Linked DNA regions of Homo sapiens: all the other regions are linked to region 2. Evidence: chromatin contacts called from ENCODE Hi-C or POLR2A ChIA-PET data. All regions are on one chromosome and are shown on one strand. Each heading gives the region's core, a stretch centred on a gene start or an enhancer-like site at or near the end of the contact. The rest is flanking DNA. Distances are from core to core; before and after follow the strand shown.

Region 1 (2,725 bases), core at 23-2,522, 120 kb before region 2:
TACAAGCCACAGCTGGAGAACTACCACCCTAGACTTATTTGGCCCTTAAGCTATCTCCAGCCTTGGAGAAACTCTACTTTAAGGTTTCATTTCATGGATAAGCAAGGAGCATGGTAGAGTGAATGAAAAAAAAAAAAAGCCCTAAGTTTTGACTTCTTGGTCTGGTTTCTGTGCAGGGCAGCTGAAGAGAAAAACAAAAGCTTCCCCTTTACAACCCTCTCAAGCTCAGTCCAATCCCTAAAGCAGGAACGACACCAGCATTAAGGGGTCAGGGGCAGGGACCAGCCATTTCTGGGCCTATGAAATGCAGAAATCTATGATAAATGCTTGTGAGTTAAAAGTTGTGTACTTCCTCCTGCATTGATCATTTTCAAGAAGGAAGTTACACTCAGTCATTTCTCCTTTGGTAAACAGGATCGGGTGTCAGGACGAGGTGTCAGTTCAAAAAACCTATGCTGCATTCTGTGCAATCTCTGTCTACCTATGTTGTCTACAACTGCAGTTCCTTACAGATTTCTGAAGCCTTGCCTTCTGGTCTTCGGGGGCCCTCTAGTCTCTGCCTGTGGCCTTGTTTACCTGAGATATTGTTCTCCTCTCTCAGAAACAGGACTCTGATCACATTGGCAGCAGTGAGCAGTAATTTGGGGTTGCACATCTGCAGCAGTAAGAGAGTATAATTCGCCTTGGTCCACTGGGTGCTGTTCGCAAACCAATACAAGATCTCTTTCATCTTCTGTTCTACTGTTTTATCCAACATTTGGTTCAAGGAGGACTTCACAACTTTCCCCTCTTTCTTGCTGAGGTCGATCCGGGACCTGTTATAGATGAAATCCTTTCCCTGTGTGGTCTGAAGGATATTTTGGAAATAGTGTAACAAATATAAGCTATTTAACTGCTTCAGAATGCCAACTAGAAACCTCCTCTGTGATATGTCATTGATCCTGCAGAACCACTCTTTGGTAGAGAAGATCTTCCAGGCTAAGACACGCGTCTCACACTTCCGGCATAGAGGGATGGAATCGGTTCCCTTCTCACAACGAAAATAGGGGGCATTCTTGAGCCTTGATTCCAGGTTTTCCATGATCCTAAGATAACCAGTTCATTTTAGCCCTGCGCACTTGCAACGGCAACGCCACCAAACACTAGAGGAACGGGGGGAAATGAATAAATACCCCAGTTGTGCCTTTTCTATTACAAACGTCTCCCAGAGCAAAAGTAAATGGCTGCCATGGATGGAAAGCCTATCTCTCTCAGTAACTGCCAGCAGAAGTCTGGCTTTTTGTACAGACCTCCTTGGAAACATGGCTTTACCGTAAATCTCCTAAACCTGGCACTGCTTTATGTGGAGGCAGTTGCTGTATATTCTGAAAGAGCTGGTCATCTCATTTCTAGAACAACAAGAATACTGTTAGTCAAATTTAAGTAATATGTGGACTATTACTGGTGTTGCGCTTTAATTATTGTTGTTATATATGGCTTCTGAATATTCATGAATATAAAATAAGATGCAAACTTCTTATGTTTATATCTGTTCAGTTACAAAGTGGCTATCCCAATGATGCTAAATATGTTTATATTCATTTTCTTAAGTCATCATCAAAGTAAAACCAGAAATGTTTAATGTAAATTTAAGTTATTTAACTGCTTCACAATACTAACCAGAAATCTCACTGTAGTCAAAGTGCCCAGGCAAAACATATTGGGCAGCTCACAGAAAGAGTTTCAAAGTCATGCTGAGATAATTCTCCTACTTCAGGTAAGACTCGGTTCAAACATTGACTCTGGTACTTAGGAGCTATATGGTCTTGAGCAAGCAACCTGTCCTCTCTGAGCCTCAGTGTCTCCATCCTAGTTATGAGGATGGAGAAGATAAAGGTGGGTAATAAAAATGATAACTACCTTCTAGGATTGCATTAAATATATGAGATCAGTTGTTGCTGCTATTGTTACTAAGTATTATTACCCTAGATAAAATCAAAAGGTTTACAATATTGTGTGCCTTTCTAATGCCCATGTTGAAAGATCAGGCACAACCAGAGAAAGGTAATGGAGTCCATCGCTGGGGTTTTGTTGGCAATGGCAGTCACATACTAGGGTCAGAATGGGGAATAGGAATCAGGTTAAGAATGAGATCAGTTCTCACAGCTCAACCTCTTCTGTCTGAAGAGGAATCTGGAGAAAAGGCATGAGTAGATTAATATTTAATTAATCGGGAAGGCCAGACAAAGGAGGGTGGCAAAGAGAAGGGAGGCCCGAAGCAGACTCTTTGGATCTGTAAGGCGGGCACATTACCCTAAGAAGTGCTGCAAGTTAAAAGTAGCTCTTTTTTTTTTTTCGTAATTAACTTGTTTATTTATAATTGACAGATTATAAATAGCTTGTTTTTAAAGATTTAAATAAATTAGGATTTTATCTATGAGGCTGACATTCTTCAAGGAAGCATTTTTTTTTTTTTTTTTTTTTTTTTGGAGGCAGAGTCTTGCTCTATCCCCCAGGCTGGAGGGCAGTGGTGGCATCTCGGCTCACTGCAACCTCTGCTTCCCGGGTTAAAGTGATTCTCCTGCCTCAGCCTCCCGAGTAGCTGGGATTACAGGCATGGGCCACCATGCCCAGCTGAGTTTTATATTTTTAGTAGAGACGAGGTTTTGCCATGTTGGCCAGGCTGGTCTTAAACTCCTGACCTCAAGTGATCCGCCCGCCTCAGCCTCCCAAAGTGCTGGGATTA
Region 2 (2,827 bases), core at 109-2,608:
CACGTGTGCTCCTCCCTTCAGGGCAAGGAAGGGCTGTGCATTGAGGGTTCCATGCTGACGAGGCTCCTCCGGTGTTTCCTTGATGGGGTAAGGAGGCACAGGGAGACCCCAGCCCTGGGACTCTCCTGCCCTGCAGTGCCCAGCTTCCTCAGCTCAGGGGTCCAGCTCCCCCAGGAGGACAGGCTCACAAGCCAGGCTCTGCCCAAGAGGGGGCATCCCATGGCAGAGGCCAGGGCTCAGGCCCAGCCTCATGGGCAGACTGGGGCAGGACCCGACTTGCGAGGGCCCAGGGAAGCCCAAGTCCTCAGGAAGCCCTCTTTCCAGAAGCCACAGCGCAGTTGAGATGAGTCCCTCACAAGGAGCTACAGGACCTTGTCTGACTCAGTCTTTTGGGGGTCTCATCCCATGGAGAGGGGTCCCCAGCACTCCAGGGGCCTGAAACCCCAGTGGGCTCTGCTCAGGCCACTGGCCCCAGCTTGGAAAGGCCAGGTTCTCCCACACTTGCTGTCCCCACAGAAATCCTTCGGGCTCACCCTGAGACTGTGGGATGTGTTCATCTTGGAGGGCGCGCGGGTACTGACAGCCATGGTGCATGCATCATTCAAAATACACAGGAGTAAGTCCCGTGTGCCCGAGGGTGCTTGGGGGAACATGTGGGACAGACCCCGGCTGGCCTGAGGGAAGTGTCCTTACACTGCCTGCTCCATCCGGGTTGGGGGGTCTGGCCTGCTGGGCTGGGCAAGTCATGATGACACTGAGTCCATCCCCCACATGACCCAGATGAAAATCAGGAGTGTGGTGAGCACTTCCCTGCCCTGCCTTCCCCAACTGTAGCCTCCTGTGCACAGCTGAACCCCAGGGTGGCCAAAAAGGACCAGACACCACCCAGTGGGAGGTGGGCCTGGTAGAAATGGGGTGCAGGCACTGTCCCCTCCCAGGGAACCCTCCTGGCCTGATGCCCGCCCTCTCCCTAGAGCACCTCATGAAGCTTTCCTGGAGCACTGTCTGGGAGTTTCAGGAGCGACTCTCTCAGAGCTGGGCCCTGGAGGACAACGCGGTCCTCAGGAACCTTCAAACCTCTATGAAGGAACTCACAAAAAAACACTGGGACCTGCCACCCCCAGGTGGGCTCTAGCACCAGGTACCCTCTGGAGTCACCCTCTGGGGCAGTCAATGGTGGGGAGTGCCGTGGCCCCGCCAGCCCTCCTACCTGGTCTTCCTCCTGCACCTCTTCTTCCTCCTCTTCCTCCTCTACTCCAAGAAAGTCAGATGGGTCTGCCAGTCCTCAGGGCGCCGTGGCTCACACCTGTAATCCTAGCACTTTGGGAGGCCAGGTGGGTGGATTACGAGGTCAGGAGATCCAGACAATCCTGGCTAACACGGTGAAACCCCGTCTCTACTAAAAGTACAAAAAATTAGCTGGGCGTGGTAGCAGGCGCCTGTAGTCCCCAGCTACTCAGGAGGCTGAGGCAGGAGAATGGCGTGAACCCAGGAGGCGGGACTTGCAGTCAGCCGAGATCACACCACTGCACTCCAACCTGGGCGACAGAGCGAGGCTCTGTCAAATAAAAGAAAAGTCAGATAACAAAGGTTTGCCACAGAGGCATCTAAAAAAGTAGGGGGCTGAACTATTCAGAACTCAGAGGCTTCAGATTCGAAGATGAGGCCAAGCAGGAGACTCCTGACCCACTGAGGGCAAGGGAAATATGTGGGGTTGCTGGGAGAAGATGTCATAAAGGTCCACCCCCACCTCGTGGTATGTCACAGAACCATACACTTGTATAGCTGTGCACATCTTCTCTCCACTGATTATAGTATTTCTTTCCATTTGTGACTCTCCAATCACGCAGGGAGCTTGCTACAAAATGCACATTGCTATACCATAGCCTGGGGCTTGCAATCCAAGGCTGGCAAGGATTCCTGCACGTCAAGGGCCTCAGGTGACTTTCATGCACACCCAAGTCAGAAGGCTCTCCTGAATCCTGGATGTCACCTTCCTGCCCAAAAAAGGAGGAACGAGGGTCAACCAGCAGCAGACCAGTCACAAAAAGAGATGAAATGTGAGTGCATGGCCTTCCTGACACCCAGACAAAACTTTGGGCACAAAGCCAGGCTGCAGCTCTGGCCACTGACTTGGACCAGGGATGCCCCCATGCAGGCCGGTGTGCCCTGGCTGCTCTTGACACCCTCTGGCTCCTGACACCCTCTCTTCGGCTGCCTGCGTTAGGAAGGGAGAACCTGCCAGTTTTCAGAAGAAAATGTAGCTTTATTATAACATAGGAAAGACTGCAAGTTATTACGGGAGGAGGAGGAGGCCTGAAACAGCTCCTGAAAATGAGAGGGAAAAGGAAGGTGTAAATATGTTGGTAATAAAATCTCCAACCACAGCATAGTCATGGGAATGTTTTTGTTACAATTTTTGTTCTCAAGGTTATAGTAAACAAAACAGTCACTTGAATTGTCAAAAGAGCAGCAGTTTTGCACAATGAAAAGCATACACACCAAGCCAGAATACAATAGCACTCAGGTCTATATGTTGCAGTGGTCCTAGTGCCAGAGGAAACCTCCAGGGAGTTTGTAGTGACCCTCCAGGGAGCCCAGGCCCATGGAGGGCCCTGGGGCTGGAGGGAGGCCAGCAAACCACTCAGCTCAAAGCACTCCCTTCAGGCACCTGAAGAGGGAAAGCCCATGTGTCTTCCTGTGAAGCACTGAATGGGCAGCTGGCATCTCAGAAATGCAGGCGATTTTTCATACACTGGTGTGAATGAGTCTGGGGCACCCAGGGGGTCCCGCAGTGGTCAGACACACTTTGAAACAATCAACACAT
Region 3 (2,829 bases), core at 24-2,523, 84 kb before region 2:
GTAACCCTGAATTTGATTGATTTATGGGACTGTACTTTATTGAGATTGTGTCCTTCCTCCTTTTCTGGAATTAAAGGTCTTATCTTTTCTGAAATAATAGTAATGAGTGTAGGATTGGGAATGTCCGGAAGAGTGACATCTAAGTCAGTCCTCCAAATTCACTTTGCAATTTTTCTCGTAAAATCTCAAAGTCTGAGAACCACTGAGCTGGAAGTCGCATCACTCCTCTAGAAACCAGCCCAGAATTTTACTGGCTTACCTGGAGGTGCAGGCCCAATGAACTTTCTGGTTTGGGGTCACTATCAGCAAACTGGTCTCCAGCCCTGTCTTTCTCCTAAAAGAAGAAGATGGCCTCTTGGATCACTTTGGTAATTAATTACCACTAACAAAGGAACGAAATAAAGGTGAGACAAACAGCAGATTACAGACACTAAGGGCCGTTGCTCCTAGTCTCAGAACACGATTGTTGTAATGACGGCTCCTCCGCAAGAAGGAGGGGCTGTCCCAGGGCACTGCGTGTACCTTCCCTTCACAAAGACAGGAGGACACACCAGTTGGTACAGAGACGAGATTGCCAGCTCAGTACCTGGCACACAGCCTGAAGGACCCCACTACTGGATGAAGAAAACACCGAAGTCAGCTTCAACTATGCCCTTAGCGACGGACATCTGCCAGCTAAGGAGGTGCACCACGGTCATTTCTTCCCTAAGTCTCCGAAGGTCTAGTCCTGGGCTGTTCTAGGGTTCTCTTTTGTCTTCCAGTGAGGTGTGGCTGTGGTGCACGGGCACCGCTTTGATCACTTCTCAGACCACCCAAGCTTACGGGGCCAGAATTAGCAGCTAGACCACCTAGAAACCTACTTGGGGGAGTCTGCAATGCCCTGGAAATGGAGAGCTCAAGAATTTGACCACATCTCAAATGACTCTCAGTAAATTCCAGACACAAGGGCGTGACATTTTATGCGGCACATAGCACATTTGAACTATGCTTTGTTGAATCTCCATATCAACCTCTGTAATAACTCTAACATTGGTATGAAACCCAAATAATCACACAAATCTAACTCTAGTTACCTTTATGGCTTATGCCTAAAAATGTCAAAACAACCTACACATAATAAATGAAGTAAATCTTTAAAAAATCTGTAACAAATGTTCTCTTGCCCTGGGACAGGAGATGGTTTCCCAGGCCGGCTCCCCTGAGGCCCTGAGCCAATTGTTGTTTCAGCACTGCTGGTTTTCTAGAACTTGGGCAGCTGTCCAGCTCCCAGTCAAAATGGGCACCTCTAATCTTGCTATTTGCTGGGATACCACACATTCCAGGGAGCCGCACTCACCTTCAAAAAGGGCAGACTTATCTCAGGCCAGGTGTGAATGCCTCCAGGGCACTGAGAAGCAGCTCAGCAAGGCCAATGGCCAGGGCAGGGCAGGCCGGGCTTGCTGGGCAGGAGCACACAGGTAGGTAAGCGAACAGACACCTTCAGGTAGCAACAAGTTACAGGGTGAGGGTGAGGGTCCTCTTGTTTTTACTAGTGAGATATAGCCCTTCAGTGTTGGAAAGAATCTCAGAAAACCATCCCCTCCACCCTTCACCTTCCCAATATTTACTCAGAGGTTTGTTTTTTCTTTTTTTAAACAATAAGTAAGGACCACAGACCTAGACCCCTCAACAAAGGAAGGAAAAAGCATTGTTCATTCAAGGGCCAAAAAATGTGCCCCTCCCTCGATTGCTGTGGCCAGGGCCAGAGGACAATGAGCCGGTTCCTCTATAAACAACATAGTCTGCCTCAGCCAAGTCCGCTAGGGATGGCTTATGTCTCAGCAGCCACTGAAGCTCAATTCTTCATTCCACTTCCCCTAGGACACTCATTTGCTCAAATGGTTTTGATTTCCACCTCACTGCTGAAAACCAGATGGTTAAACACTCCATATTTCTATACCCCTGATTGTCTGCATGGAGGAAGCCTAACATCTGTACGTGGGTTTCCTGGGATGAGAGGCAGCCCTCCTCCAATCATGGTGCATAGACTCAGGAAGCAAACAAAGCAACAAGAATGCTCGAAAGAATACAGAGGGGCCGGGCGCGGTGGCTCACACCTGTAATCCCAGCACTTTGGGAGGCCGAGGTGGGTGGATCACGAGGTCAGGAGATTGAGAACAACCTGGCTAACACGGTGAAACCCCATCTCTACTAAAAATACAAAAAATTAGCCGGGCGTGGTGGCAGGCGCCTGTAGTCCCAGCTACTTGGGAGGCTGAGGCAGGAGAATGGTGTGAACCTGGGAGGCAGAGCTTGCAGTGAGCCAAGATCGTGCCACTGCACTCCAGCCTGGGCGACAGAGCGAGACTCCATCTCAAAAAAAAAAAAAAAAAAAAAAAAAGAACACAGAGGGGGCTATTGCCTCCGTGAGAGCAAAATAACCACTGCCTTGTCAAGAGTATTTTAGTAGGAAGGAAACAGGCATATTAATCAGAAGACCTGGTAAATGGTAGATGTTATGGAGGGCTCCCAATATGGTCAGAAAGAAAATCTGGAGTTAGAAGTGTCAAGTGGTCAGAGTCCTGATCCCAGCACCTTTTAGCTGTGTGACCTTTGTAAGTAGCTTACCTCTCTGAATCTGTTTCCTCCTCTAAAATGGGGATGTAGTATCTGCTCCAATAAACTTACAACAACCTTACAAAAACCTTACAGTTTGTGAGAAAATGAAAGTGAACACATCATGCAAATGCAAAGGAACTTGTATGCTAATCTTATGGGTACAAACACAGCAGGATTTGAGGAGGTGAAGGCTCCTTCCAGCGAGTTCTCTTAAGCTGTGAGACAAGGAGC

The links. A loop is a pair of places that touch in the nucleus more often than their neighbours do. ChIA-PET counts read pairs that join two places held with the same protein, here RNA polymerase II (POLR2A). Pooled maps may share reads with other maps.
Region 1: POLR2A ChIA-PET joins it to region 2 with 20 read pairs in PC-9. The contact joins the promoter of FBXW10B here to the promoter of TBC1D26-AS1 in region 2. POLR2A ChIA-PET finds 5 or more read pairs at or near these places in 2 of 52 experiments (HEK293 and PC-9).
Region 3: a pooled map shows a loop between it and region 2 (1.9-fold over the local background). The contact joins the enhancer-like site here to the promoter of TBC1D26-AS1 in region 2. A Hi-C loop is called at or near these places in 1 of 50 pooled maps.

The regions. Positions count from the first base shown.
Region 1 is chr17:15,618,432-15,621,156 of GRCh38, forward strand. FBXW10B (F-box and WD repeat domain containing 10B) reads right to left here and starts at 1,273. Exons shown (of 12, transcript NM_006382.4): 1 at 577-1,273. The coding sequence starts at 1,081.
Region 2 is chr17:15,742,393-15,745,219 of GRCh38, forward strand. It overlaps TBC1D26-AS1 (TBC1D26 antisense RNA 1), which reads right to left and starts at 1,359. Exons shown (of 5, transcript XR_001753084.3): 1 at 1,211-1,359. TBC1D26 (TBC1 domain family member 26) reads left to right here. Exons shown (of 15, transcript NM_001388465.1): 12 at 22-87; 13 at 517-616; 14 at 975-1,124; 15 at 1,851-2,390. The coding sequence ends at 2,200. It overlaps ZNF286A-TBC1D26 (ZNF286A-TBC1D26 readthrough (NMD candidate)), which reads left to right. Exons shown (of 23, transcript NR_171000.1): 19 at 22-87; 20 at 517-616; 21 at 975-1,124; 22 at 1,851-2,060. LOC105371559 (a long non-coding RNA gene) reads right to left here. Exons shown (of 4, transcript XR_934269.3): 4 at 2,246-2,328.
Region 3 is chr17:15,658,543-15,661,371 of GRCh38, forward strand. The region is part of intron 6 of TRIM16 (tripartite motif containing 16); the gene reads right to left. Among named protein-coding and RNA genes, the nearest start is that of TRIM16, 24 kb to the right of the region's middle. RefSeq lists an enhancer at 919-1,421. Within about 2 kb of position 1,274, at least 15 of the 41 ENCODE cell types and tissues checked have a DNase peak (open chromatin) inside an H3K27ac peak, as active enhancers do.